Linked DNA regions of Homo sapiens: regions 1, 2, 4, 5 and 6 are each linked to region 3. Evidence: read pairs that join two places in POLR2A ChIA-PET (ENCODE). Cell type or tissue: CD4-positive, alpha-beta T cell. All regions are shown on one strand. Each heading gives the region's core, and the rest is flanking DNA. Links, peaks and the distances in the headings are about the cores only.

What was found. ChIA-PET counts read pairs that join two places held together with the same protein. Peaks named below come from ENCODE experiments on the same cell type or tissue, not always from the same donor. Only the 100,000 strongest peaks of a DNase experiment are listed, where the experiment ranks them.
Region 1: POLR2A ChIA-PET joins it to region 3 with 10 read pairs; 4 of 35 experiments call an interaction of 5 or more read pairs at or near these places.
Region 2: POLR2A ChIA-PET joins it to region 3 with 10 read pairs; 5 of 35 experiments call an interaction of 5 or more read pairs at or near these places.
Region 4: POLR2A ChIA-PET joins it to region 3 with 16 read pairs; 2 of 35 experiments call an interaction of 5 or more read pairs at or near these places.
Region 5: POLR2A ChIA-PET joins it to region 3 with 12 read pairs; 5 of 35 experiments call an interaction of 5 or more read pairs at or near these places.
Region 6: POLR2A ChIA-PET joins it to region 3 with 10 read pairs; 14 of 35 experiments call an interaction of 5 or more read pairs at or near these places.

The regions. Positions count from the first base shown.
Region 1 is chr9:120,890,127-120,894,904 of GRCh38, reverse strand. It overlaps a transcript of PHF19 not described here. Among named protein-coding and RNA genes, the nearest start is that of PHF19, 15 kb to the right of the region's middle. RefSeq lists an enhancer at 2,065-2,284. In CD4-positive, alpha-beta T cell, for the core only: no CTCF peak of the experiment used is centred there; DNase peaks (open chromatin) are centred at 1,994, 2,624 and 3,164; H3K4me3 peaks cover 554 bases; H3K27ac peaks cover 3,786 bases.
Region 2 is chr9:120,844,892-120,849,669 of GRCh38, reverse strand. It overlaps the pseudogene CUTALP. Among named protein-coding and RNA genes, the nearest start is that of PSMD5, 4.4 kb to the right of the region's middle. In CD4-positive, alpha-beta T cell, for the core only: no CTCF peak of the experiment used is centred there; a DNase peak (open chromatin) is centred at 2,939; H3K4me3 peaks cover 368 bases; H3K27ac peaks cover 2,315 bases.
Region 3 is chr9:121,119,769-121,124,546 of GRCh38, reverse strand. CNTRL (centriolin) reads right to left here. Exons shown (of 44, transcript NM_007018.6): 13 at 463-616. Among named protein-coding and RNA genes, the nearest start is that of CNTRL, 47 kb to the right of the region's middle. RefSeq lists enhancers at 2,477-2,676, 2,707-2,756, 2,631-3,132. In CD4-positive, alpha-beta T cell, for the core only: no CTCF peak of the experiment used is centred there; a DNase peak (open chromatin) is centred at 2,786; H3K4me3 peaks cover 2,597 bases; H3K27ac peaks cover 3,051 bases.
Region 4 is chr9:120,929,315-120,934,092 of GRCh38, reverse strand. No RefSeq gene overlaps it. Among named protein-coding and RNA genes, the nearest start is that of TRAF1, 4.9 kb to the right of the region's middle. RefSeq lists enhancers at 2,023-2,532, 2,633-2,732 and a silencer at 4,769-4,778. In CD4-positive, alpha-beta T cell, for the core only: no CTCF peak of the experiment used is centred there; DNase peaks (open chromatin) are centred at 2,412 and 2,742; H3K4me3 peaks cover 1,384 bases; H3K27ac peaks cover 4,000 bases.
Region 5 is chr9:120,865,950-120,870,727 of GRCh38, reverse strand. It overlaps PHF19 (PHD finger protein 19), which reads left to right. Exons shown (of 15, transcript NM_015651.3): 4 at 190-285; 5 at 783-883; 6 at 1,398-1,546; 7 at 3,763-3,858; 8 at 4,632-4,700. Among named protein-coding and RNA genes, the nearest start is that of PHF19, 8.8 kb to the left of the region's middle. RefSeq lists a silencer at 1,585-2,074 and an enhancer at 2,195-2,264. In CD4-positive, alpha-beta T cell, for the core only: CTCF peaks have their summits at 1,197 and 1,405; DNase peaks (open chromatin) are centred at 346, 834 and 1,767; H3K4me3 peaks cover 1,292 bases; H3K27ac peaks cover 1,832 bases.
Region 6 is chr9:121,174,139-121,178,869 of GRCh38, reverse strand. CNTRL (centriolin) reads right to left here. Exons shown (of 44, transcript NM_007018.6): 43 at 3,646-3,852; 44 at 1,260-1,707. The coding sequence ends at 1,684. RAB14 (RAB14, member RAS oncogene family) reads left to right here. Exons shown (of 8, transcript NM_016322.4): 8 at 1-737. It also overlaps the pseudogene LOC124902357. Among named protein-coding and RNA genes, the nearest start is that of RAB14, 25 kb to the left of the region's middle. In CD4-positive, alpha-beta T cell, for the core only: no CTCF peak of the experiment used is centred there; no DNase peak of the experiment used is centred there.

The sequences.
Region 1 (4,778 bases), core at 244-4,243, 230 kb after region 3:
CGCCTTCTACCAGTAAGTCGTGTATTTAGCATTCATTCATCAAAGCCTCCGGATGCCTCCTACGTGCCCTGCACTATGCTGGTCTTGGTAATCCGTGGTCCCTATCCCAGCGCCCAGGTGGGTCCGGGAGATCGACAAGAACCCGCGGGGCGGGCGCGAGGCTGGGGAGCCGCGGGCGGCCGGGTGGGCCCGCGCCGCCGCCATATGGAACGCATTGAGCGGCGCTCGCATTCCAAACGCGCGGGGCTGCCCTGGCTCGCAGGCGCCGGCTCCTGGCCCGCGCCCGGCCTTCTCTTGGCAGCCGGGGCCTGCGCGCCCTATCAGGGGCCTCCCGCCGCGGCCTTCGCGGGAGCGCGGCCAAAGCAGACGAGGCGGGTGGGAGGCGTCGTGGAAAAAGGGCTTGCCCCGCCACGGACCCGGGAGGTACCTCCGGGATGGCCAGAATCCCAAGGATTCCGTTGCTTTGTTGTATTACAGAAAAGTAATGGAAACATGTGAGTCTCCGCCGCAGACAGAGGCAAAGAGAGGTCCTAAGGTTGGCATTCAGGGCCTTAGCCTAAGTTTCAGATCAGCTTTCCCTGACCTCCATCCTGTTTCTCCTTTCTGCTGGAGCCCTTATCTTGGGTTCCATGACTGACAGAGAACAGCGCCAGGCGGTAGCTGACCCTCCAAAGGTAGTGGGTGATCAGTCTTAGGGGACGGTGGCTCAGCACCAACCACGTGCCAGGCAGGCTTCCCACGTTCATCTCGTGGCCCTTCCAGAAGCCACTGCCATGATTAGGGTCGTCCCTGTTGACAGATGAGGTGACAGGTTCCAAATGAATCCACCATTCCAGTGGTCCAAAAACCGGCCCTACATGGGATCACCCCTGGGCTTGTGAAAACTGGGAGCGCTGGGTGGGCCCCACATGGTTTGAGTCAGTAGTTCTGGAGTGAGGCTGGAGATTTTGCATTTATAAGAGCTCCCAGTCTAGGCTGATGCTCCAGGTCTGGAGCTACACTTTGAGAACCACTGCCCTATGCAACAGTGCCTCTTATGAATAAATTTTAGGCCCTTAGGGAAACCTACAACTCACCATAGACCACCTTCCATCGCAGGGATCTATATGATGTATTTTCTCCCTCGTAACAGTATTAGAGAGTTGCTTTCCTGACTGTCTGCCTGGTGTCCAACCCTCAGAGGGAGTGAGCCCCAGACACTACATTCAGTCATCTCTGAGTGCACCTCCTGTGCACTGCATGACGTGTGCTTTCTAAAGCATGCGTGCATCTGTCAAGCAAAAGGTCAAGGAACCGTTCAAAGATGAATTTGCTCACTTAAGTGATGACCAGGAGAGGGATCAGTCAGGGCTGGGAAGCTTGCAGAAAACTGCCAGAGGCTTCCAGAAAGGGAATGTACAGGGCTAGGGCTAGAGATTGGATGACGGGGGCAGACAGGACAGGGTCTTTAGCACATAAGCATGCTGAGAGGGGAGTGATGGGGCAGCCACACTCAGACAGGGAGCCACCTGCCATCACTGCTATAATCAGAGGGGCCCTGGTGTGGAGGGGAGCAGAGACCTGGGACAAGGAGCTGAGGGAATCGAGAGCTTCTGGAAGGCCTCCCCATTTTATTGACCCAGTGAATCCATGTGGTTTCTCTGTCACACTCTAGCTGGCTTGAGCAAAGGGAGAGCGTCCTCACTCATGTTGCACACATTACTGCCTTTACTAAGTCATTTAACAATGACATTCATAGATGAGGGTATTTCTGGTGTTGAAATAATCACAGCTGCCACTTATTAAGTGCCTGTTACATGCTAGGCACTTTACATCATCTTACTCAATCCTCCCAGCAACTCTGATAAGGTGGCACTGAGATTGTCCCCATTGTACAGACGAGGAAACTGAGGCTAAGAGAGGTTAGTCAGCTTGGCTAAGGTCCCAGTCGCTAGGAAATGGCAGGGCTATTGTCTTTCCATCTCTAAACTGCTGCTTTCCACTCTACCATCCTGCCCTCATTTCCTGAACACCTGCTCTGTGCAAGGCCCTGTGTGCAACCACAAAATGAATCATTCAAGTAGTCATGTATTCAATAACCCTTTTTTTCAGCACTTACTATTTTTATGGGCTTATTTATTTATAGCATGCCTTATTTCAGAAAGCACTTAACTTCTTTATTTGATATACAAGCATAAAATTTTACAGGAGTGGTCATGTGACAAGCATCAAACGAAAAACAGAAGTTGGAAAGGTCAGAAGCACCCAGGAATGACAGGTATACAAGTGTGGACCTTGAGGTCCTATATGCCATGGGGACAGGCCACAAATTGCCCTCTGACCTTTCTAGCAGCTAAAACTTGATCCCACGCAATTCAGTGTCCATAAGACACTGGCACACCATTGCTGAGGCAAATCAAAACTCTATTAGGCCCTGAGACCTGAGAGGTATTTTTTTAGAGAGTTGGCATGAAGAGAACACTGTTAAACGTGAGGAACAATGTCCCCAAACAGCCTCCCAATTGCACGTACGGCACAAGTCTCAGGGGCCGTTTCCTGTACCCGCTCCCCACCGCCTCCCCACTCCTACTCCGTGCTGGCCCAAGTCCCATAGCAGGAAAACAGCTCAAAAAAGAGAGAGCCGAGACAAGGCCAGGCAAGCACACCACCCTCTAGCTTCATCCACGTGTGGGGTTTGCCGCAAACATTGGTAATAGATGCTAAATTCAGGTCCCAGGTAAGTTTTGTTTGGTCTGAGCTGTGTACTTAAATGGCTTGAATTAGTTGTCAGCTTTAAACAAGTTTCACCTTTTTAAAAATTCAGATTTTTGGCATTCTCTTTTTAAAAAAGAGGGACTTGACAACATGGGGCCCACATTCCCAAAGGACAAGAATTTGCTAGAGCCAGTCGTTTTCCAGTCCCCGCATGGTCCCCTGGAGGCCTTTCTTTGCTTTGAACTTTCCTACCTGGCTCTGCAAGGCGTCAGGGGTTTGCAGCCTGTTTTAGGATGTTTTGAGCCCTGGCACATTTGTGTGCAGAAGGATCACCAGGAGACTTGTTTATAGCACAGGGTCCCTGGTCTGGCTCCTTGGATTTGGGGTGGGGCTCAGACAGGCATCCTTCTACCAGGTGACTGTGATGCTTCCGTCTCTCCTAACAAGCACGGAAGACTGGGTGGGGCCTGTGGGGGACTATACAGCTGCTCAATGCTACTGACTCAGATAAACAGATGACTAGTTTTCTTTCAACACAACAAATATGGCAAATATAGTGGGGTTCCGAGTTCAAGGTTATACTCCCCGAGGTGCCTGGAGTGCAGCTCCTCTAAGTGGCTGGGTGGGTCTTGAGTCGTGTGCTGTAAATTATGGTGGCGCTCCACCTGGGCTGCACCTTGAACCACCCGGGGAGCTTTTCAACCCACACTCTTCACCCCATGCCTAGGCCACATCCAGGCCAATCAAACCAGAGTCTCTGAAGATAAGAACACAGGCATCAGCATGTTAAGGTTCCCGGGGTGATCCCAAAGTACGGCAGGTGTGCGGGCTTAAGATTGAGCAAGGTTCTCTAGGCCAATACCTTCTCTAGATATTGACTGTAGCTGGACCAAGTTCCTCAGAGAGGGGAGGGGAGGGAAGGAGAGGAGAAGAAGGGGAAAGGAGGGGAGAGGAGGGGAGAGAAGGGAAGAGGGCGGGAGAGGCAGATGAGTAAATGGATCCTTACACTAACTGTGATGAGCAGAAACCCAGGCGCTCTGGGGCATGAGCAGGGATACCTAACCCAGCCCTGGGGGCTCAATCTCTCCCCACCCCTGCAGGAGAGGCTTGGGGTGAGTTTTGGGAATAAGGACCATCCAGCCACATGACGAAGGGGAAGGAAAATCCCCATCAAGGCAAAAACACAGTCCAAGGCTCTGAGGCCCAAATTCCGGGGAGAGGGGTGAAGGTTGTTTGTCGCACCTGGGTTAAAGGGTGGGGGTGGAGAGTAGGAGAAGAGGCTACACAGGTGAGAAGGTGTCAGATCACAAAGGGCCTTGTATGCCAAACTAAGAAGACTGAACTTGACCATGAAGTTAGGCAGACCCTCTGGAGAGTTTTAAAGCAAGGAGTCGTGTGGATGAACAAACCTGTGATGGGCTGGGGTTACCAAGGAGGGCTTCCTGGAGGAGGTCAGACTTGAGCTGAGGGAAGGATAGGATTTGGAGAGCTGACATTCTGATGAGCGGCTTCGGTTAAAGCTCACAAAAACCCTTCCCTCCCCCATGCCCTTTGAAATCATTTGAATCAAAGATTGCGTGTGTTAAAGACATGTTTGTCTGTTATCTGAAAGCTGTGGTTTCTCTTTAACAGATTCAGGGCCTCATCCTTTGACTCGGAACCAGGAAGGAATTAGGAGCGAGTCCTCCTGCCCAGAGAGCTAATTACTGAAATTCAGTGGCCTCACCAGGGCGAGTGGCGTCACCGGCCTGCATCCCCCAACAGCTCCTAATTTCTAACTGGTCAAAGTTAGACATTTCAGTACATTTTTATGGGCTGCCCAAAGCCAGCTGGAAGCTTTTTTTCCATAAACTCTCCCTGAGACAAGTAGCCAGGTTTCACATATTAAAATGAAAACGTCAAAAGCGTTAACAGGAAAAAAAAAAAAAAAAAAAAAAGCAGGCTCATTTGTGAGGCCTCAGCTCACAAAACCTGAATCAGGGTCCAACAGCATCTGCCTGTTTTTATTCTGCAAAGCTGAGATCAAGTTAAAAGGATGATGATAATCACTTGTTTATCTATTCACTCAGCAAACACTTATGGGA
Region 2 (4,778 bases), core at 481-4,480, 270 kb after region 3:
GGTTTAGACCAGTGCTTCTCAAGATTTAATGTGCACAGAAATCCCCTGGGGGTCTTGTTAAACTATAATTTGATTCGGTAGGTCTGGGGTGAGCAGGAGATTCTACAGTTCTTGAAAGCTCCCAGGTGATGCCAATTCCAAAAATTCCACTTCTGAATGATAAAGGTTTATACTAGAGGTTCTCAAAGTGAAGGTCCACTGACCCATGGGGATCTCCAGGACTCTAGGGGGTCCATGGGGTCAAAACTACTTTCATAACAATATTATTTTATTATTTATCCTTTTACTATGTTGACATTTGCACTAATGGTTAAAAAAAAAAAAAAGAAAAGAAAAGAAAAAACAAACAACAGGCTGGGTGTGGTGGCTCATGCCTATATCCCAGCACTGTAGGAGGGCGAGGCAGGTGGATCACTTGAGTCCAGGAGTTGAAGACCAGCCTGGCCAACATAGCAAAACTCTGTCTCTACCAAAAAATAAAGACAAAAAAAATAATAAGCCGGGCATGGTGGCGGGCACCTGTAATCCCAACTACTTGGGAGGCTGAAACAGGAGAATCGCTTTAACCCGGGACACAGAGGCTGTAGTGAGCTGAGATCATGCCGCTGCATTCCAGCCTGGACAACAGAGTGAGACTCCGTCTCAAAAAAAAAAGAAAAAAAAAAAGACTCCCTACACTCACATCCTCACTAACAGGATGTTAGTGGCTTCTATTTTTCCCTCCCAAAAGTACCTGGAGAAGGGAACAAAACCAAATTATGATGCTCCTAAGAGGAGCTCAGTGAAGTGTCAAACCTGGCCCACCTAAGTGACCTACTGAGGAGAAAACTTTAAAATCTTTCCAAGCCTATATAAACAAGTCTAGAGTTGACCAAGGCCTCACATGTCATCTGGTCCAACGATTCCAATGCATGCATCTGGCATTTGCCTGAACATTCCTGGAGGTGGGAGGTTCATCATCTCTTGATGAAGTCCATCTAACTTAAAGGTTTTCACAAGATGCTTTTTCTTATAGTGTGCCAACATCTGCCACCTAGCTTTTTCCCCAACTGGCCTCATCAAGAACCACCCCAGGACAGCCCTGCAGAAACTCCTATGTCTTCTCTGCTTGAGCTCTTCCAGTGCTCATCCTACACACTAGTGCTATTTTGATCACTGACTTTCCAAGGAGAGTGCCCATAAATGAATAACTAAAAACACGGAAGACTGCAGGGAAGAAGTAAGCCTTATAGTTATGGAAACTTTTAGATGCTGAAAACAAAGTCAGAAATGATGATCAGAAGACAGTATAAGAACACCATCAGGGGAAAGGAAAGACATTTACCCTGAGAAGATCAACAAGGGCAAATCTAAGATGACCAAGGCCACTGGCCCTTCCTGTGTCACAGGACTGTGGCAAAATAATACATCACGAGAAAGGATGGGCATATAAAGGAAATAGTAGGATGAAATTCTATTCAATTTCCCAACACTGGTTCCCAGACTGGCTAAATGTGACTTATCTATACAAGTCTTTAAAAATTCAGAGACCTGGGCCCCATCCTCAGGGCGACTAATTGAATAGATTGAGGCTGGAGTTCAGGGATAGACCGCATGGCCAAATTTGGGAACTATGACTACAGATGGTGTGAGCCACTGAGGAAATAACATCACTGGGGAGAAAAAGGTAGCTTTCATTATATAGCTTATATGACCTTGAGAATGTATATTATGTCTCTCTCTTTTGAGGGTGTAAGGGAGAGAGGGAAGGAAATGAGAAACATGATCATCAGGGAAAGGAAGACGTACGACAAATCCTGCACAGCTAGTGCCAGGATGCTAAAGTATTGTGATGAGGGAAATGGTGCAGACCAGGCTTCTAAAGTGAAGTTGTTAATGAAATGAAAGGTAGACAATACGCAGAAGCAGCCTGTCATATATGCTAAACTGTCTGTTTTCTGGAGAATCCAAAAGCATTGGAAACTGTTTTCTCTGATATCCCTAGTTGGTTTACTCAAGGATAAAATGCCCAGACTTCCTTCCTAACAGCAGGCTAATTGATTTAACCAAAGAATGTGCAAACAAGATATACTGTTCCTAAATTATGCAGTTTTTCCTTCCTTCTCTATACAGTCTATTTTTGCTTTTGTTGGACAACATCCCACTGATCGATCGATCTCTGAATAAAAACACTGAAATGGACTGTTGATTATCTAAATGCCTTTGAGTTATTCTGACAATTCCTTTAATTCAGTGTTCTTTACACCAGCCAGGACCTGACCCTAGCACTCCCCACACTCCCCCCACTCCCCCTCCAATGGCAACAGCAAAACTCACAGTGAAGATGCCTTGAGTAGGATGTTCACAGAGGCAGCCAGCTCCTTATCCAGCATGGCCCTGAAGCAAAGGCACAGGGTGGCAGTTACTGGAGCAAGTCCTGGGGTCTCAAGAAAGGGGAAGGGGATGGGGTTCCAGGGACTTACCCAGGAAACCTGACTCTAAGTAGACAGGCTTTTAGCATTCCCTCCCCTTACATCCTCCCTGCTCAAACCAGCACATTCCATAACTATCAGGCACAAAACCTCTGAAGATAAGCTGTTTGTAAGTCCTTCTCTGGGTGAGGAGAGAAGCAGGGAAGCACCTATGGGAAGGCAGTTTGAATAACAGGCCCAGTCTGCTTAGAGAATGGGAGTTAACACTGAACCAAAAATAAGAAGACCTAGGTTCCATTCCCCGTCCTGCAGTAACATGGCTGTGTGATCTTAAGTTCCTTCTTTCATTCTAGTAAGAAGTATTCAAGCACCTACTCTGAGATAGGCCCTTTCCCACCTCTCAACTTGAATCTCCTATTGGTACAAGAGGATTGGTTTAGCTGGTGGTTTCCAACCTTTTTCACTACCGAGAACTTCTTTTATTATGCCACCTTCTGCTGTTAACTCTCAGAGATGCATCTGGTTGATGGGTGCTTTGATTTGTAGATACCCATGTGACCGCACAGAGCTGATACAACTCCAAAGCAAAAGCAAAAAAAGAATCATATCCTGTGTTCATTTTGGCAAATACAAGCTCTTTTCACTTGTTATTAAAGGTTTCTACCACAGCCCTAACAGCATAGTCATCTCCTTTACAGACCTCTAAGATTTTTTGACTGACTCCAGGCTGAAATGCCTTGTCAGATGTTGTTTGTGTGTGTGTTTTAGAGACAGAGTCTTGCTCTGTCACCCAGGCTGGAGTGCAGAGGCACAATCTTAGCTCACTACAGCCTCGAACTCCTGGGCTCATGCAATCCTCCCACTTTAGTGTCCCAAGTAGCTAGGACTACAAGCATGCACCACCATGCCTGGCTAACCTAAAAAAAATTTTTTTTTACAGATGGGGTCTCATTTTCTGGCCCAGGCTGGTCCCAAACTCCTGGCCTCAAGTGATCCCCCTAACTCAGCGTCCCAAAGTGCTGGGATTACAAGTATGAGCCACTGCGCCTGGCCCAGATCACCTTTAATATTATACTGGATTTCAATCTCAGTCTGATTGCTGTGCATAGAATTGGTGAACACAATAAATTGTGTCTGAACTAGTACACGTGTCATAGAAATAGGAGCACCATCAGTGCAAGGAAGAAGTGTTCCCAACCATCCAAACTGCAAGCCCTCAGAGTGTAGCAGGCCCTGACAAATCTTCCTCAGATCTCTGACAGCCAAAGGTCTCCATTCCATGAAGTGCTTGGACCCTGCCAAACAAACCTTATCTGAGCCCTGCTCCCTGCTCTCTCCTTCCCTCAGCTGCTGCCAAGAGAATTGACCTACTCTGTCTTCCCTCAGGTTGAACACTGCTGAATTTAAGGGCTCCATACTAATGTGACATTACCGCCACCATCATCGTTCCTTTGGAAAGTTCCAAGAGGTAAATAAGTTCCTGACTGTGAAGAGTGACACATGGCATGAATCTGCTTTTGCAATTGCTGCCAGTCTTACTCAGTCACCCACTGAGAAATTATATTTTAGTGGTTCTGGAGGTGGCATGCAAACACAGGCAGAGTTACACCTCTAGAAAAAAGAATCCCATTGTCTCACAGGCCTTTCCCAGTCTCTTTGAGAGTGTAGACTCCTTGGGGACTGATCACAGCAACCTGAAAGATTACAGAACTGTTGAGCATTTGGTTATTCAAAAAGCCCATAGGGCTATAGAGTTGACTGAATGTAATTTTAAATCACACACACACACACACAAAACCAGCAGTGAGTCATCCATGGGGTGCCCAGGTTCTAGGAAAGCAGAAGACAGATGTGTAGAGCTACTAGGATCTCTAAAAACTGCAGCCATCACAGAATACTGGCTCACAAACCAGATGCATAGATCAGCTCTCACAGCATTTTTTTTAAATTCTTGATTTTGTTAACAAAATTTCCTTTTTTTTTTTAGTCAGAAAAAAAAAATTTCTTTTTTTGTCTCTCTGTCAACCAGGCTCCCCTCAGACTCAGATTCTGTATCCATCACCTTCACCTAAATGACATCCTCTTCTTCATGTCTTCCTTCTCTTTCTTCAAGTCCTTTGCTTTATTTTGAAGGTTCTTTTGCATCTCTTCATAGGTATAAGCAATTTATTGAAACCTTTTTTAAAAGTCAGGCTTCAATCCAGGAAAGGATCCATATGAATTGTAGCATCAGACAGCATTCAATTTCCTCTGCAAAGACTTCTTCCTATGGAAATAGACTCTCAGTGATGACCAAAGACAGAAACTTGAGTAGCTCATTAATTTCACTTTCCCTAATATCAATAAATCTTAAACCCACCTGTTTTG
Region 3 (4,778 bases), core at 397-4,396:
CACTGAGCCCTATGTGTAAAAACCACTATGGCCTATTGTCTTCCTTTTCCACTATTATGGATATGTCGCAGTTTAAATCAGCATTGCAAAACTAGATCCTAAAACTCTTTCTTCTTATAACCAGACACTGAATTCCCTGATGCCAATGGGTGCTTTGCTCCTGAATGGATTTTATGTCATAGACAATCACATGCCAGAGCTTATCATGATCACGTATTGACTTCTGGCCTACTGACTGGAATGACCTGACTCACTAGGCATCAATGCCACAAAACAAAACAAAAACAAAACTCTTAAAATTGCATTAACTACTTTTGGGTATCCTGTAAATATTTCCCTATCAAATACTAGTACTAATAGGTGAACTGTATTTAGCTACTATCTGGATTAATGCTTGTCTTTATAATGTTTCTTTTACCAGCAATAACACTGATTTACCTTAAATCATACTGAAAGTCTTACCTTCAGTAAGCTGTTCTTCAAGGTCCTTAATCTCTTCCGTTTCCTTAGCAATTCTAGAAAGTATCTCATCCAAACGACTTTCAAGTTGTTGGTACTGCTTGTTCATAATGTCAAGCTGTTGTTCTTTACCGCTCTTTTGAGCCTTCATATGGGACTGAATTAAAAAAAAAAATCAACAAAACTCCAAGTTCCTTAAACTCCTTTAAAAGTAATAACCCTTAACAACATTTTTAAAGGAAGAATAGAAAATAAATATAATAATTTGCATCTATTTGTGTCAGGCCCTATATTGTTTTCACATGGGTAGTTTTCATTTAAATTTCAGGATAACTTGATACGGAAATCATTTCCACTTTACAGGTGAGAAAACTGAGGATCAAAGAGGTTAAGTGGTTTTTCCAAGGGCACAGCTAGGTAGGTCAGTGTTATTTGCGTTGCATTAAATTGTCTCTCTCTCTCTTTTTTATTTATTTATTTATTTATTTTGAGATGGAGTCTGACTCCATCACCCAGGCTAGAGTGCAGAGGCACGATCTCAGCTCACTGCAACCTCCGCCTCCTGGGTTCAAGCAATTCTCCTGCCTCAGCCTCCCAAGTACCTGGGACTACAGGTGCGGGCCACCACACCCAGGTTGTTGTTTGTTTTTACTTTTTGTTGTTTTTTTTAGTACAGACGGGAGTTTCACCATGTTGGCCAGGCTGATCTGGAACTCCTGACCTCAAGTGATCTGCCGGCCTTGGCCTCCCAAATCGCTGGGATTACAGGCATGAGCCACCGTGCCCAGCCTAAAATGTGTCTTTTAAAAAAGGTTTCCAAAATTAGTTGGTTATGGCATATATCTATAGAAAAAGACTTAAAAACTATATCCCAAAATGCTAACAAGAATTATACCTGGGTGGAAGGATTACATGGGGATTTTTTCCTTTTGTAATGAGTATTTTTATATTTAAAAAACTTTTATAGTAGATAAGTAATGCCTTTTTAATAAAAAAATTAAATCTACTTTTTAAAAAAGGTTTCTTAGAAGAAAATAGAGGTATGAAATAGATAAAATACTTGAAATTCAAATTCACTTTCAATCTCTTACACAAACAAACATTTGGCTTTTCAATAAACTGAGAGCTGACAGGGACCTCAAAGACCACTTAGCCCGGTGAGTCTCAAAATGGAGGGCCCTAAGGAGGTATACCCCTCTACAACTACACTTAACCCATGGTGGAAAACAGAGCTTTCACACACCCACACACCCTCCCGCACCCTGAAGTCATGGCATCAGGGAACTACTGTTAACTGAAAAGAATGGATTGTATTTCTCAGGTGTGCTAGGGAAAGCAAATCGAGAGCCAATGATCTAGTCTAACCCTTCCTTTTAAACATGAGAAAACTGAATTTCAGATCCATCAAATGACTTGCATGTCTCCTGAGGCAACTGTTCATATGGAGACAAAATAATTCCCCAGAGAACCTTTGCCCTCCCACTCACACCTTCATGACTCTTAAGTTGGTACCCACAGGATCAGAGGAATACAACAATAAATGAAGAGAAAGTTATCGAAAGAGGGAACTGTATCAGTCAGAAAAATGAACACCAATGATCTCAAGTCTAAGACCCATGTGATTATAAAAGAATATTACTCAATTTTATGTATTTGCTTACCCCAAATACAAGAAAGAAACGTCTCTTCATTTCTGATGAACAAAAGAGTGGCAGCTTAACTGGAAGGTTTTTAATTTACTACTGGTAAAGCTTTATGGTATTTTGCAAACTCTTTTCCCTACACTCCCAAAATACCCATTTGAAATCTTTCTGAAAAGTTAACTACATATAACAGCTTACATTCTAAGTAAATTTCGGGTTTTTATGGCTCAAGAAATAATTTCTTAAAAGACTGCACTCATATCAATAAATCTTTAAAATTCACCATTAAAAATTCCACCAAAACCTTTATACGCAGGATAAAAATCTGGTTCAATATGCCAATGGTGTACATTAAATACATGGGAACAAAAGTAGATTCTGCGATTTACACCACGGTGGAGCTCACAAAAGAGTTATTGTAAAAACAGGAACTTACATCTCTGACTCCTCCTCCTTTTAAGTCCTTTGTACAGAGAGAGAAAAAATATCATACCTTAACTTAAAATTTATCCTGTTAAAACTGAGCCGTTGAGAACAGAGAAACTGTGGGCGGAACGCTTTCTAATGCTGTCTTCAAATTCATGTGCACTTCCCTCTCTGACAGCCACATTTTTGCAAGCGCCTCCGAGCCTCTGTAACTTCGCAGAGCCTCAAACCACATTCTTGGCCAAGAGTGAGCGGCGGCCCCGCCCATCCAATCACCAGCAGCCTCTGCGGGCAGGCCCCACCCTCCGCGAGTTAAATCATAACACAGGAAGCTCCCAGGGGCCAATCACGCCCAAACTTTGCAACAGATCACTACAGCTCGTTCCCTCTAGCGAACAGTTACCTTTTGCTTCCAATAGGACATTTCCCAATAGAGAAAAGCAATACAAATCTTCATTATGTTTGCTCCGGTGATAATTTGTGCTTCTATGAATAATTTTATAACTAAAATAGTCTGTGAATTTGAAACCTAGTTAAATGCTTATATTTGCTGAAAACCTGCCTAGGCTTAGTTCTGAGCTAATTTTAAAATAATCTCTTTAGACCTTTAATTGCTTTGTGAAGAGAGGGTCATTGTGGTAGCATAAGCAAGGGCTCCACCTCTTTCTAAAACAATAACTTAGGGGCAATTCACTTAATATTTCTATATCACATTTTCATCCTCTGCAAATTGAAAGAAAAATGGATAGATGTTAATAAAAGTTCCTCACCAGAACATGGAAAATACAGCACAATGTATGACACATTGTGGGCACTTAATATGTTGCTTTCTATAATATCTCATCAAAGTGAAGCTTTTACTTTTAAATTCTATTGGCTATTCAGAAAGATACTTCATCTGATTACATAAAAATTAATTAAATAAAAGTCTACCTATATCTATAGAAAAATATGCAGGCATCTCACTCTTGATTATTTCTCTTCTGCTTAAAGGCTCACATTTTGTAGCCTAAAATGGGATGCCAAACACTAGCCAATATGAAACTTTGTGAATCAGAAAAAGATGTTCCCGCTGGATAAACTTAAAAGAGATGTCCTCTGATGCTAGGACTAAGGCTGCAAACTTAAGAACTATTAGTAATTTTAATAAAATTAAAAAGGAAATTCAAATCTGGTTTGTATGTTTCATCCCCACTGCACAGGTTGATTTTAGCTAACTTCAAAACTTGGATGCCATTCCCATGTCTCATTTACCTCCTTTCCATGTATAATTCTCTACAGAAATCCAGTGGGAATTGAACTCTCTGTCCGCCAGAAATATAACAGTCATTTGTTGAAAGCAAACACATAATCCAGCTACTAATTAGACTCATAGATCACAGAACTGGAAGGGGAAGCAAAGGAGTTTTGGGTAGGATCTATAAGCTGCTTCCTTCCTCCCTTCCACAATGCAAGCATTCATAAACATAGGGCTGGTTGGTCCCTGGGGATACGGATACCAGTAGGATAGAGTTCATGTCTTCAGGGACCTTACATGGGTGGGAGATTGAACAAACATATGCAATAAAGTAAGATATTATTGACCACATTATACATTACTTAAAATACCCCATTTTTCCTCAAAATTATTTAAAATAATCAAGACTACTTTTGGTTTCAATATTAATACCTTGGTTTCAATTTTTAGGCTTTTGTTAGAAAAGACCTTATATCTGTCATAAGGTTATCCTTTATTGAAATTAGCTGGCCCACAAAAAAATATATATGATATGTACTAAAATGCTTAAAGGAACAGTTAAACAACTTGTCAAGTACTTAAAGCAATTACAATATCCTTACTATGTTAAATTCTATGATTTCTATTAATCCAGAGATCTTAAAGTTCTTTAAAAAAAAAACCCCTATTATTCAAGGTATACCAGGAGAATATGTAGAAGATATTTTTCCTTGTATTTTAGGAATATTAGCTAAAATATAAGCAATTAGTACAACTTCTTAGAGTAGAGACAGAGACAAGAGCCTGGCTGTATCCAGCCACCTGACCATATCTAGCCATATCTCAGGAAGAAACATTCCAGAGAATGTTTCCTTTTTTAAGGACAAAACAAAACAGTATGAAAAAACAAATACGTTCAGTGGAAAATTTGCAAAAAGGATTAAATAGAAGAGGTAGAAAAAGGACTCGCAACCCCCTTCAGCTTTTTCTGCTCTTAAGAAAGATGAAGGGCTGGGCATGGTGGCTCATGACTG
Region 4 (4,778 bases), core at 691-4,690, 190 kb after region 3:
GTCATTCTCCCACTTTGCAGGTAAGAAAAATAAGGTTCAAGGATGGGAGGAACTTTCCGCCACAGTCCTCCAACATCAAAGCAAATCTTCTGATTTCTGAGTAACAGCTTTCCCCACTCCTTGATTTTTCTCTCTCAGGCTGAGTCCTCAAGATAGAGTGAGATGGGAACCTTCATACTGTATCCTTCCTCAGCCAGATGTTAACAGCTGTTGAGTTCGAACACTGCGTTATTCTTGTGCTGTACTAGCCAGTGGCCAGGGAACCCAAGCCTCCCAAAGGTGAGTGTGAAGAAAGAGCAATAATTCCGTAGCCCGGAAAAAGGCCCTGGGGCAGCATGTCCACCTTTAGGAGTGTCTTTGTTTCCAGAGTCCATGAAAGAAGGAATTGTCACACAGCAAAACCAGTCTCTTAGAACAGGACGCATAGGTAGCCAGAGATGGCAAAGAAAGGCAGTAGGCTGGCTAGTATCAATGTCTTCCTCATCATTGGCATCTTAGAGCATGTCCCTATCAAAGGGTCCCTCTGCTAAGCTCTTCCCCTGAACCACATTACCTGACCACGAGTGTCATTGGCACTTCCATCAGAAACTGAAATCCCCATTGCGCCTTCAAAGTGCACAACCAATTAGTAAAACCCCAGGGACTGCTTGGTGCCTACAATTCAAATAACTTCAGAGGTTCTTTGTTTCTTTTCTTAAAATCTGGAAATCTCTTGGGATAGAGAAAATCACTGGACATAGAAACTCCCTTCAACAAACAACCCCAGATTTCTTTCCAAATTTTTCCTAGAATGCTATTTCTAACTTCACAACACACAGGAAAAGGCCAGGTTGAAGATACTTAATAAATGTTTTCTGATGGTGGGGAAATCATCATTAACTATTGTTACCATAAGTAAAATTTGTATTAATAGCATCTTGCATATTAGTCATTTATTGAATAAATATTTAGTGATGTCTCCTATGTAACTAGCATCATGCTAAGCCAGGGGAAACAACAATGAAATCAGATACAGCTTTACTTTCATGGTTTTAATTCATCTAATTTCATATATTCCTATACACATTTTCATATATTCCTACAATTTCGTGTATTCATAATTCTGTGGTAGAAAGAAAAAAACCTGTAAACAGGCACGTTTTTAAAAATGCTAGTTATTATAAGTGTAATAAGAACCAAGATGGAGATTAACAGAAGGAAATTTGGGACATTTTTAATAATCAGACCATAGCAAAAAGTACACGTGTTATGCTGTCATTTTTATAAGATCATGTTTTATTTCTTTGTTTTGTTGTTGATATCAGTTCTGTGTAATGTGCCAAAGGGACATACTGAATTTGGATTGAAGAACCCAGTACCATTTGGTCTTCTAATCTGATAGGTTGCTGACAGCTTGTAATCATCTGTTTAATTAAATTTCTTGGTTCAAGAATCAGAAGTTATCAGAGCAGATTAAAATGATGCTAACAGAAAAGCTGTTCACTAATTGTTTTTACTGAACACAAGCCGTATGACAGAGACAAGGCGTGCTGCTGGTAATAAGAAGAAGGCACCAAAGGGCTGACTGGGGTTGAGGGAGTGAGAACCATTCTGGGCTCCACATTTTAAGGGCTGTTGACAAACAGGAGCCTGCCCAAATGGCTGCCTTTAGCCGGCTGGATTCACTTACGTGTTCCATTCATTCTGCTTAGAATGGATGATAAATCTCTACTCTGGGAAACAGTGCAGGCCAGGAGGTGGTTGGATGCTTAGAGGCAAAGTCTAGGGTGCACATCACTTGTGCTCCATCATCTCATCATCTCCAATGCAGAATGGCTTGCAAATCTGTGATCATCTAGAATCCCCCTGGCTGCAGGAGCCACAAAGGCTACTAGGTTAGGCAGACAACTTCAATGTCAAGGGTCGGATTGCTAAGGGATTGGGGCAAAACTGGAGACTGAAAGCCTTTCCGTGCCTCTTAGAACAAGCCAAACATATTAATACATGGACAAGAAGGTAGAGGGTGGAGGCTCAAACACTGCCTGCTTCCCTGTGTTCATTTTCTTGTTCCTCAGTCATGGCTCCATGGTCAGACCACCAGATATGAGGCTTTGGCCAGATAAACTATTTCTCTTTTTAAAGTTATTTTTAGAAAAAAAAAAATTCAACTGGGTAGACATGAGTGGCCTCCAAAAGATTTTGTTTCCTTTCTGAGTCAGGTTCAGCCTCACTGGGCTCGCTTTCAATTTCTGTTGCCTTGCTGCTCCCTGGGCGTTCAGAGGTCCTCCGGTGATGCCCCTCCATTTCAAGAGCCCCCCAAATGAAGCTGAATGACTACAGATAAGTTTTTGGTACTTTCCAAAATTAAACTATTTCCCTTGGTAAATTTCCAGCAAATGAGCTCATTAATCTGAAAACAGGATGTGGCACATGAAGAGAGTGAGGTCAGACTGCCTGCTCTTTTCACTTACACTGGCTTAGGGCAGAGAGGAAGGGGTGGGTGGGACAGAAGAGAATGGCTTTTATAGGCCCCAAATCCTTGAGAAACTTTTCTTCAAAAGGCCCTTGTGCAGTGTGCCCACCTTTGGAAGAGTCTTTGTTTCCAGAGTCCATGAAAGGAAGAATTGCCACACAGAAAAACCAGTCTGTTAGAACAGGACACATGGGTAGCTACAGATGACAAAGAGAGGCAGTGAGCTGGCTAGTATCAATGTCTTCCTCATCACTGGCATCTTAGAGCATGTCCCTGATCCATCTGCCAAGCTCTTCCCCTGAACCACATCACCTGACCATGAGTGTCACTGGCACTTCCATCAGAAATTGAAATCCCCATTGCGCCTTCAAAGTGGCCAGTCCCATAAACAACTAGAAAAACCCCAGGGATTGCTTGGTGCCTAGAATTCAAATAACTTCAGAGGTGCTTTGTTTCTTTTCTTAAAATCTGGAAATCTATTGAGTTAGGGAAAATCACTAGACTTAGAAACTCCCTTCAACAAATAACCCCAGATTTCTTCCCAAATTTTTGCTGGAATGTTATTTCTAACTTCACAACACCCAGGAAAAGGCAAGGTCAAAGATAATTAAATGTTTTCTGATGATGGGAAAACTATCAGACTAATTGACTCAGAGTCCATCAATTTTTATTTATTTATTTATTATTTTATTATTATTATTATTTTTCTAGATGGAGTCTCGCACTCTCTCCCAGGCTGGAGTGCAGTGGAGCGATCTCAGCTCACTGCAAGCTCCGCCTCCCGGGTTCACGCCCTTCTCCTGCCTCAGCCTCCCGAGTAGCTGGGACTACAGGCGCCCGCCACCACGCCCGGCTAATTTTTTGTATTTTTAGTAGAGATGGGGTTTCACCGTGTTAGCCAGGATGGTCTCGATTTTCTGACCTTGTGATCCGCCCGCCTCGGCCTCCCAAAGTGCTGGGATTACAGGCGTGAGCCATCGCGCCCGGCCGAGTCCATCAATTTTTAATTCAAACACTTAACTCTTTGAATCCTTTTCCCGTAGAATTGAATGGCCCCACAGAGGCTACATCTGGGCAACCTCCCGTAGATTGCAGAAATTCTCTCTTAGAGGCCCCTGCCCATAGATTGCAGAAATTCTCTCTTAGAGGCCCCTGAGATCTTCTGCTTGTCCACAAGCAGCATCTCCCTCCCAGGTGGGCCTCTGAGGTCCCCCTTTCACTAGAGTACCCTGTGTTCCGCAGCTTCCGCCTGTCTAGCGGAAGTTGGAGGACAGCAGCTCTGCCTCCAATAAGTGAGAGTCTTACAGGCATGCCAGGTTAAAAAACAAGTAAAAGATCGTTCCCTGCTCTTACAATCCAGTTGAGAGTCAGGACATAAAAAGGGACCCTAGGCCAGGCGCGGTGGCTCATGCCTGTAATCCCAGCACTTTGGGAGGCCGAGGTGGGAGGATCACCTGAAGTCAGGAGATCGAGATCAGCCTAGCCAACGTGGTGAGACCCCCGTCTCTACTAAAAATACAAAAATTAGCCAGGCGTGGTCGTGGGCGTGGTGGTGGGCCCAGCTACTCAGGAGGCTGAAACAGGAGAATCACTTGAACCCGGGAGGCAGAGGTTGCAGTGAGCCGCGATTGGGCCATTGCACTCCAGCCTGGGTGACAAGAGCCAAACTCCATCTCAAAAAAAAAAAGACCCTAACACATAAAGAGATTTTGAGCTGTTAAAACCAAACCAACAAGGTGGGCAGCTTCATCCCTCCCTCCACCATCAGTCCTACAAGGTTAAGACATCTGACAGAGAAGGAGCCCTTGTCAAATTGGTAGTTCGCAAAAATAAAGGTGTAGCTTTTAATCTAAAATTCTACCCCAACACTAAGTTCCATAACTATTTTGATTAATATATTCTTAAGGATTTAGCGACCGTGTGTGTGTGTGTTTAGACGAAAACAGAAACGGTTCCTTAAAATATCCAGTTTGTAAAAGCACAGTGCCTTGAACCACTTAGTACTATCATTTTGATCAAGTACTATCAAGTACTATCACTTGATTGCTCCAACCCAATAAGCTTGGGCGAGCCTGGCACTGTGCTAGGATCTTCTGGAGAAATCCAAGAAAGGTAAGACTGCGGTTTTACTCCTCTTCACCTTCTCACTACTCGGATTTTGGGCAGGCAGGGGACCAGGGTGGGGGCTCCAATTCCCGGTTTGTGTTTGTTTTTTCAGGGGGCATCTTACTGAGCACTAAACACGCGCAGGTGCTGCACCAGATGCCAGGAGCCCCGCAAGCGGAGGAGCTGCGTACACGCGTGTCAGTTAACTGGGCGCACAGTG
Region 5 (4,778 bases), core at 213-4,212, 250 kb after region 3:
GCCTCAATTTCCCCATCTTTCGAATGGTAATGATGATAGGCATCTCAGAGTGGTTGGGGAGATTCAGTGAGGTGGCATGTGGGGCCCAGCGCTAGGCCTAGCAGACATTAGAGGCTGGGCATCTGGAATGTGAGTATAAAACTTCCATTCCTGTGAGCTGGACCCGACCCTCGAGGCCCTCTCTTTCAGCCGGTGTTCCAGGAGAGGAGCCCAAGTGCAACATCTGCCTAGGGAAGACATCAGGGCCGCTGAATGAGATCCTCATCTGCGGGAAGTGTGGCCTGGGTGAGTGGAGCGAGCAGGGCCCTGAGAAGGCCCCGACCTATAGGTCCCCACGCACTGGCCCCTGACGGGTACTGCTGCAGCCTGTTGGGGCCTCAGCTGGCTTCCTGTTTCTCTTGGCACTGCAGGGTGAAAGGGGGCCAGTTGCTGTAAGTGAGGGCTTGGGAAGAGATCCTGGGGAAAGCTGGGAGGGTATGATGGTGTATGTAATTTGGGGCCCAGCTAGATGGAGAGGATGGGTGGGAAAGATGGGGCTCAGGCACTGAAGTCAGACCTTCCTGTGTCCCCCCCAACCCCACAACTGGCCAATGCTGTCATTTAGTTCCCAGCCTGGACACTGACTTGGCCATCTTGGTGGGCACCAGCAGCCAGGCTCCCGGCAGCTGGCAGGCAGAGCTCCTAGGACTTCCCTCAGCCCTCCCAGCCCTGCCTCCTTTGGGCCAACTGGCCTTGGGCCACGATGTCCTTGTGGGCGCTCACCGCCCCCTCCTCTGCCGTAGGTTACCACCAGCAGTGCCACATCCCCATAGCGGGCAGTGCTGACCAGCCCCTGCTCACACCTTGGTTCTGCCGACGCTGCATCTTCGCACTGGCTGTGCGGGTGAGCCTTCCATCCTCCCCAGTCCCTGCCTCTCCTGCCTCCTCCAGTGGGGCAGACCAGAGACTCCCATCACAGAGTCTGAGCTCCAAGCAGAAGGGCCACACCTGGGCTTTGGAGACAGATAGCGCCTCTGCCACTGTCCTTGGCCAGGATTTGTAGACTCCCTGAGCCTCAGTTTCCTCAACTGTAAAGTGGAGATGGGTTTGGTGTCGGGAATAACGGGACCAATAAATGATGCTTTACTATTAAAAAAGAAAATCCATGTAAATACATGTTGGTAATTGTTGCCTTTATTGCGCTTATTACTCTTAATTCTGTTATCAACGGAGTTCCTTCTGGGATAGAGGGGATGGGTTTGGAATTAATGAGAAAAAGCTCCTTGCTTTTCTGACTATATTGGAATATCTGCGGGTCCCCCAAGCCCTGGCAGCACTTCCCTCAATAGACAGCCGCGTGCTGACTCGCGTGGTCCACCCGGACCTGGTGGTTGACTGGGGCCCTCGTCTCCCCCCAGAAAGGCGGCGCGCTGAAGAAGGGCGCCATCGCCAGGACGCTGCAGGCCGTGAAGATGGTGCTGTCCTACCAGCCCGAGGAGCTCGAGTGGGACTCGCCCCATCGCACCAACCAGCAGCAATGCTACTGCTACTGCGGCGGGCCCGGAGAGTAAGGCAGGGGGTCAGGGCCCCCCGGGCGGCAGGGCAGGTCTCCAAGAATCGCCAGCAGGGACCGCCCATAGGGAGCGAGCCTGGCGTGTCAGCCAAGGCGGGGACCTTGAGGGCGGGCCCAGTGTGTTGCGCTGTGGGGGCGGGGCCTCGAGGGGCGGGCCTGGAGTGTCAGCCGCGGGGGTGGGGCCTCGGGGGCGGGACTCGGGGAGGGGGGGGTCAGCCGCTGCGGAGGTGGGGCCTCGAGGGGTGGGCCCGGAAGATTGGACCTGAGGGCGGGGCCTCGGGGGGCGGGCCCGGAAGGTTAGACCTTGGGGCGAGGCCTCGGGAGGCGGGCCTGGCGGGTTGCGACCGCCCAAGCAGGGCCCCAGGGAGGTGAGGCAGGTCGAGAAGCACCCTGTGGAGGGGCGGGGTGGGGAGGAGGGAATAGTAAGGCCTCGGGAACAGGACCTGAGGAGGCGAGGCCTCAAGGGGCGGTCCCTGAAGGGAAGGGCTCGGGGTGGGGCCCGAGGGGGCGGGACCTCAAGGGGAGAACAGAAGGCCGGCTCCGCGTGGCATCTAGCACTGTGGAGCAGGGCTGGAGGGCAGAGGTGTTACCTTGGAGCTTTGTAGGAAACGAGGAAGTATTGAAGAGTGGTTAAGAGCCTGGGCCGGACACAGTGCGAATCCTCCCAGGACGTCCACGTCCTAGCTCTGCTCCTTACCAGCTGTGCAACCCCTTAGCCTCAGCTCTCTGAATAGTTTCCCCATCATGTGGTGATTATGAGCAGAGCATGAATTACGTAATTCACATAGAGGTTCTCATAGTGCCTGGCATTTGGTAAACAAAAAAAATGTGAGCTGTTACTGGTGGTAGTGGTGGTACTAATGCATGAAAGTCAAGATAACCTTTTCACAGTCAGAGTCAGTGGAACCGGCTGCTGGTGAGATATGAAGATCCTTTTCCCGCCTGGCGCGGTGGCACACGCCTGTAGTCCCAGCTTCGTAGGAGGCTGAGGTGGGAGGATCACTTGAGCTTGGGAGATGGAGGCTGCAGTGAGCTGTGATCATGCCACTGTACTCCAGCCTGGGCGACAAAGCAGGACGACCCTGTCTCCAAAAATAGAAAAGATTCTTTTCCCTGGAGATGTGCAATCAGGCAGGGGTAGGGGGCCGGGGGGCGGGGCATGCTATGTCGGGGCCACTGTGGAGGGAATTCTTGTCCTGGCTCTGCGGCAAGAGTCTTTGATTCTTCCTTGCCGACCTGGGCCTCTATGTAGCCATGGCAGTTGAGCTTGCTTCTTTGGGCTGAGTGCACGTGGCATTGTGGAAGGAACCACAGATGTAAGAGGGAGGGTCTCTGCCCTCAGGAAGTTCAGCCGTCAGGACCCCCTGAAGTCCTGAATCTCAGCCCCAAGCTCCAGCTGGGTAACTTGGGCAAAGCTTGAACTACTTCATCTCTCAAATGGGCTTAACCTTAACTTCAGGCCCATGAGCTTCCCCAAGTATTGTCAGATGGAGAAATGCTTATGGAAACCTTTCCTGCATTAATGCAGTGTTTCTCAACGCCTATGGGCAGAGTTGCACAGGATGCTTGTTAAAAATGCATCCCAGAGGCTTCCCCAAAGATTGAATAGGTCTGCAGTGGACCAAGGAATCTGCGTTTTAACCTGGAGCTCACCTGACAAGGTGTCAATGAAGCATTGAGCATTTTGCTCTTCATATTCCATGAATAGTTGTTGGATGACCATGATAGGCCAGATACAGTTGCAGGTGAGAAAAGCCAGATGTAGTCTTGCCCCCGTGCAGCTTACAGAAACCATTATTCTCCCGTGAAGTCTCCAAGGCAAACGTTTCCCTGTCAGCAGTGTTTGGGAAGCAGCAAGTCCAGAAATGGTGGCTTCATTGTGGCATGGCAAGGAGAGCACAGCCTCTGAAGTTAGGGAAACCAGAATTTGAATCACCATCCTCCACTTGCCTGTGAGCTAGGGCAAGCCATTTCACCTGTGACTTATCTGTAATATGGGGACAGTGTCCCATCTTTTACCAGGTGGTGAGGTGAAATGAGAGTATATGTCCAACTCTCAGGTCCTCCCTTGGCACAGCCTAAGTGCTCAGTAACTGAATTCTCTTCCCTTTCTGCCAGTGGAGGGCAAATTTAACTTGGGAAAGGTTGCCGAAGCTCATACCTGACTGGGGGTGTGGTCCTGGCTGACCTTGGCTCCTCTGTCTCTCCAGATGGTACCTGCGGATGCTGCAATGTTACCGGTGCAGGCAGTGGTTCCACGAGGCCTGCACCCAGTGCCTCAATGAGCCCATGATGTTTGGAGACCGGTAGGTGCTAATTTGGTCCAAGTGGGCCTTGGGCGTGGTGGGGAGAGGGCAGGGATGGCAGCAACAACTCCTGCAGGTTGACTGCCAGGCTCCAGACAAGAGGAGGTCTGTGACAATGTATGCCTACCTGTTTACTGGAGGCAGCTCAAGGTAGGGGATCCCCTAGCTATGCAGGGCCAGGAGGCAATAAAGAAGTATGCTGGGCCACATCCCTAGTTGCCATTGATTTCTGGAGTACCTTAGATAAATGCCTGCCTTCCCTATGCCCTAGTCTCTTAAGTGTCTGGGGAAGAAGGGATGACACAGTCCTTGCGCCAGCCCTGCCCAGGGTTGCTGTGGGAGTCACTGGGGAAATGGATGGCTTAATGTGGCTTCTAACCGACGGAGCAAAGCTAATGGAGTCCTTATGGATGTCAAACCTGATGTTATGCATCTTTTGGTTGGTGTCTCATGTCATTTGTGATTGCGTGTGTGGCTGTCTCAGAGGGGAAGAGGGTGACCATGGCAGCCCAGCCTAGCTCAGCTCACTCTCTGTGAACTCAGCCACGCTTCAGGGCAAGATTTGGGAAGGAGATTGAGGGCATGGGTTAGAAGGAATATGGGGTATCTCTTAGTCCCTGTCCTGCCCTGTCCTTGACCCCCAGTGGCCAGCAGTCCTAGGAGTGAGAAGATTATGGGAAGGTAGGTGGGGAATGAGGAGATCAAGGGGCTGGACTGGGGTGGGGGTGTCAGAGCCCCTCCCACCATAGGCCCCCGTCTCTACCCACCCACAGGTTTTACCTGTTCTTCTGCTCCGTGTGTAACCAGGGCCCAGAGTACATCGAGAGGCTGCCCCTGCGATGGTGAGAGGGTGGGGCTTAGTCCAACCACCGCTGCTCCTCCCAGCTTCTCCCCTCCCTCCTCCCTCCTGGAACAATTCC
Region 6 (4,731 bases), core at 1-4,000, 55 kb before region 3:
ACTGCTTGTGCAGTCACCTGCCTCTTGAGGTTGCTCATTGCCCTTGGACCTGTGAGGAGGCCTTCAGATTAGTAATTGGTGCTTAGTACTATTTATGCTTAAATAGATCTTCCAGTACAATGTTGAAGTCTTTTTTATGGATAATAACGTGTTTGATGGAGTAACTTATTATTTTTTTTTGGTTGGTGGTTTACACGTTAATAGAGGTAGTACAATTTCTTTGGAAAGGTGTCTTTTGAAGCCAGCTGTTAAGCTTCATACATTACCTCCCTTCTCAAATTCGGTAAGACAGTAGTTTTGGGGAACTTTTTTGCCCATGTGTCTTTTAAGTGTGATTTTAAAAAAATGAGTGGTTCAGTTCATTCCCCTAAACAGAAGAAAAGACCAAATAATTACCTTCCATTCCTCTTCATGTGGGAATATAGAGAGGGTTCATGTGGCATTTTAGAGAAAAGATAATTTATCCTCATTCAACACAGGCCCAGAAAATTGTGTCCCAGAAGGATGTCAGTAATTGTGACTAGGCCAGGCCTTTTAGCATTTTGCTAAGACTTGAAACAAAAAATGTAAATACAAAAGAAATCAAGTTTTGTTTTGAAAGATGCCTTCTAGAACTTACTGTGTATTAATAAATTGTCACTTTCATTGTCTTTATTGTAACTCCATTGATCCCGTATCTTAACGGTTCACGTCTAGCCAAATAACTGTTTTGGAATAAAAACCTTGGTGGTGAGGGATGACTGCACTGTGCTGCTCTGTATTATTAGTAACAGGGTAACATACCTGTTGTGACTCAAAAGCTGTCTAGTAGTGATCTAGAAAAGAGTTCCCGAGAATATTTTAAAACTTCTTATTACATATTTCCCCCTTGGGAATAATTATGCCAGACTGTGAGAGCAGTTGCTATTCTAGTTTTTAAAGAAATGTATACATCATGGAGTTGAGCTGTTAATTATGGTAGTTCAAAATCTGAAAGGCAACACAATTTGAATTTATCACTGGGTCACATTCTCCAAGGTACAAAGTTTTCCTGATTTTCCACCAAAGAATATGTTGGCTAAGGAAAGGCATCTGAAGCATAATAGTTTTATAATTGATGTATTTCCAAATGATGAAATCTTCATTGATAAGTATAATGTACTTCAGCCTCCAGGTAAAAGAAAACCACCTGAAAGATTACTTACTTGGAATAAGGTAAAAATTTGACGGCTTTTCCATAGAATGACCTGTGAAGTGTAAAGTCAGAGGACAGACCCAAGTTGATTGTTATCTTTTATTTTCATATGAAAAATAGATTTTAAGCAAAATTCAAAAATAACTCGACACTATAAATAAAGAGGGCCTTAAGTACATTCTTTTTGTTAATAAGATTTACCAGTTTGTAGGTTCAAATATGCAGTTAAAATCACTGTTTTTTTTTAAACATGTTACGAAGATTAAAAAAAAAAAGGCTCAGCCACATGTTGGTTTAAATTCCCATATGCAACTATTCCCATATGTACTATGTACAAGTGATTTATAAAAACATTGGCATTAATGGTACAGGCAAAGTAAACTACAGTGGAGTTTCAGAATCTCAGTTCACTGCATCTTGATTAAAAAAACCATGTGACATTCCAATTATGAAGTCAGTGAGGTAGTGGAGGTGTTTTCCTTGAATATATTTACACAAGACAGTATTCCTCATCTGGCTGAGGCATTCTTTTCCTACAGTAAGACAAAAGGAAGGATAAATCAAATTCTTGAAACAGTAAAAACAGTCTTAACTAAGTGATGGCATGATGGCTTATAGGTAAATGACATATTTGAGTACCTCTTTGGAAAAATGTTTTAAGATGAACCAGTGTACAAAATTCTGAGAGAAAAAATTAAACGGTTATTCTTAAAACTGCTAAAATTCAAGATCCTCCAATTAAAAGTTCTAGTTTAAAAAAAAATCTGTAACATCTATCCTGTGAGCAGGGATGGCATCAGTGTCAGTAACTGTCTAGTGGTTCTGATGGACCTTGCAGAACTTGCTGGAAGGAGCTCTCAGCCTTTTGACTAAGATCAAGTGTAGTATCTGTTCTTACCAGAAAAAAAGGGAAATAAAATGTTACGCTCAGAAGCCAGCCCCCTAACTTTTAACTAGTTCAGGCTTTTATCCCATATAGGCCTGGATTACAACCCCAGACTTCTAAATAATTCTACCAATCTCGCCCCTACCCACTGTGCGTTGGTTGCCTTTAAAGCAACTAAATAACTCTGGCTGCCACCTTGAGCTGGTAATTGAAGCTGGCTTTTAAGCCCTTGTGCACTCTACTCTTCTCTCACTACTCTGGGCTGTCTCATCCCCAAAGCTTCCCTATTCAATGCCCAGTGCCTCTCACACTCCTCCTCGAACCCTGCCCTAAGGCCCATGATGATTTTGGCCTTTACCTGACTGGGTCCACCACAGATGGTGTTAAGATAATCATATTCAGATGGCCCTGCTGCTAATGGCCCTGCTGCTAATTAGCTGTGTGAACTAGGTAAGTCACTTGCCCACCTTGGGCACATTAAAGAGGCAACTGTCCTTGAAAGCTCCTTGTGGCTCCACCATTAAAATATACTGCTCTGTGGTAAAGATAGATTAGCCCGCAAGTCCTGCTGTTGTCCTTTGCTATGTCCTTGACCAAATCATTTATCATTTTGTACAGATTCCTTATCTATATAAAAGGATAAGTCCTACCTCCAAGGATGTAAAAATTAGATGATATATATAAAGTTTTGTATGTGCACACAATAGGCACTGGAAAATGGAAGCTGTTACCTATCTCTGACAGTTGTGTGTGCTACTACTTACCAGTTCCATGAGTATATTTCATGTTCCTCTTAAATGCTTATTAACCTTATCTAAGCTCACACAGAAAACCTTTGTGAAATTCAGGGTTTTTATAGACCTTAGGTTAAGAGGTCTGAATTCCAACTCTGTAAATGTAAGTTACAAAATGCAGGGAGACATACTAAACTAGGACTCATATTGGCCTCACAGGTCTAAGCTCTTTATATTGACAGAGTAGGAAATAAATAAATCCAGAAGTGGAGGACATGAATAGTAGAATTAACTATATCCCTGCCAGGTCATCCAATCTGCAGTCGTAGTCTGTTTCCTAAGCCATCAGCTTATCTACCTCTACCAAGTCTTTGCTAAGACAAGTTTTTCAGAGAGTTGAAGGCGGCATAATCTATATTTTTCTGAATCTCCTCTAGATTATACACCCCACGGCTTTTAAGTACTTTCTATGTAATATATTAAATCCTATCTTACGAGTTTCCTCTTGGCTCAGCGTGGTGGCTCACGCCTGTAATCCCAGCATTTTGGGAGGCCGAGGCAGGAGGATCGCTTGAGCCCAGGAGTTTGAGACCAGCCCTGGCAACCCAGCAAGACCTCCATCTCTACAAAAAATTTTAAAAAGTGGCCAAGCCAAGTGGTGTGTGCCTGTAGTCCCAGCTACATGGGAGGCTGAGGTGGGAGGATCACTTGAGCCTGGGAGGTCAAGGCTGCAGTGAGCTGTGATGGTACCAATGCACTCCAGCCTGGGCGGTAGGGCAAGACCTTGTCTCAAAAAAGACAAAAAACAACCTCAGGCTATTGTTTTGTTTTTAAAAAGAGCTGCTGCTTACCTGATTTTGTCCAAGTTGAGAGTCCTCTGTGAGGGAAGACTCCAGCTGAGACAGACTGGGTGATGACGCTGAATCTGCAGAGGTGCTGGTGACCAATTCCCCTAAAGCATCTACTTGTCTCCTCAAACTGTGTAAAGTGCCCTCTGTCTGCCGCTTTCCTTTAATTAATACTTCTGCTTGCTTGGACATACAGTGTCGGAGTTGGGCCTGAAAAGTGTGATAAGACTTAGGGTTTTACACAGAAGAAATGTACCAGAACTGCCGCTCAGCTTCCTCACATACATTTGATAGGCAAATCTGGCTAACAGTAGGAATGGCTGTCAAAAATGCTCATCTTTAAAAAGAATTGTAGGAGGTGCCAGGTGGATACTTAGTGTGCATAAACCTTTACTTTTCTGTGTTGTCATTAACGGGGTCTTTCACTTGGCCCAGTTTTTCCATGCTAGCAGTGCTTAGGATTTCTGTATCCCTTGCTTCTCCATTAAATTATTGCCTCATCTCTTTTTTCCTTTTCTGTTATGACTGAGAAGATCAGTTTATACTTGACAACTGGAGTGTCTCCTGATTATGTATTTTTTCCTAAGTCTTAGTTTCTTGTCTATAAATGATTAGGTATTTAATCCTCAACTTCATACTACTTTTTGGCTTTTGCCCCTGCTATAATCAAATTATTCTCTCAAAGTCTATAGCAGCGCTGTCCAACAGAACTTTCTGCAATGATGGGAATGTTCTACCTCTGGCTATAAATATAGAAGCCACTAGACACATGTGGCTATTAAGCACTTGAAATGTGGCAAATGAATAACTGAATTTTTAACTTAATTATAATTTATTAAAATTTAAATAACCACACATGGCTGGAGACTATTGTTGGACATCACAGGGCTCCACTCAATACTATAGCACTGCACTCTCTCATCCCATGCTGTCTACATAGCCATTCCCCCCACATAAATGTAACCTCCCACCTATACTCTTAACTCTCAAATCTTTAGGTCAACACTGATCAGTAATCCTAGACTCCTATTTTTGGCTGCCTACAGACAGATATCCTTCCCTGGATATCTCACAAGGCCTTCAAAGTCA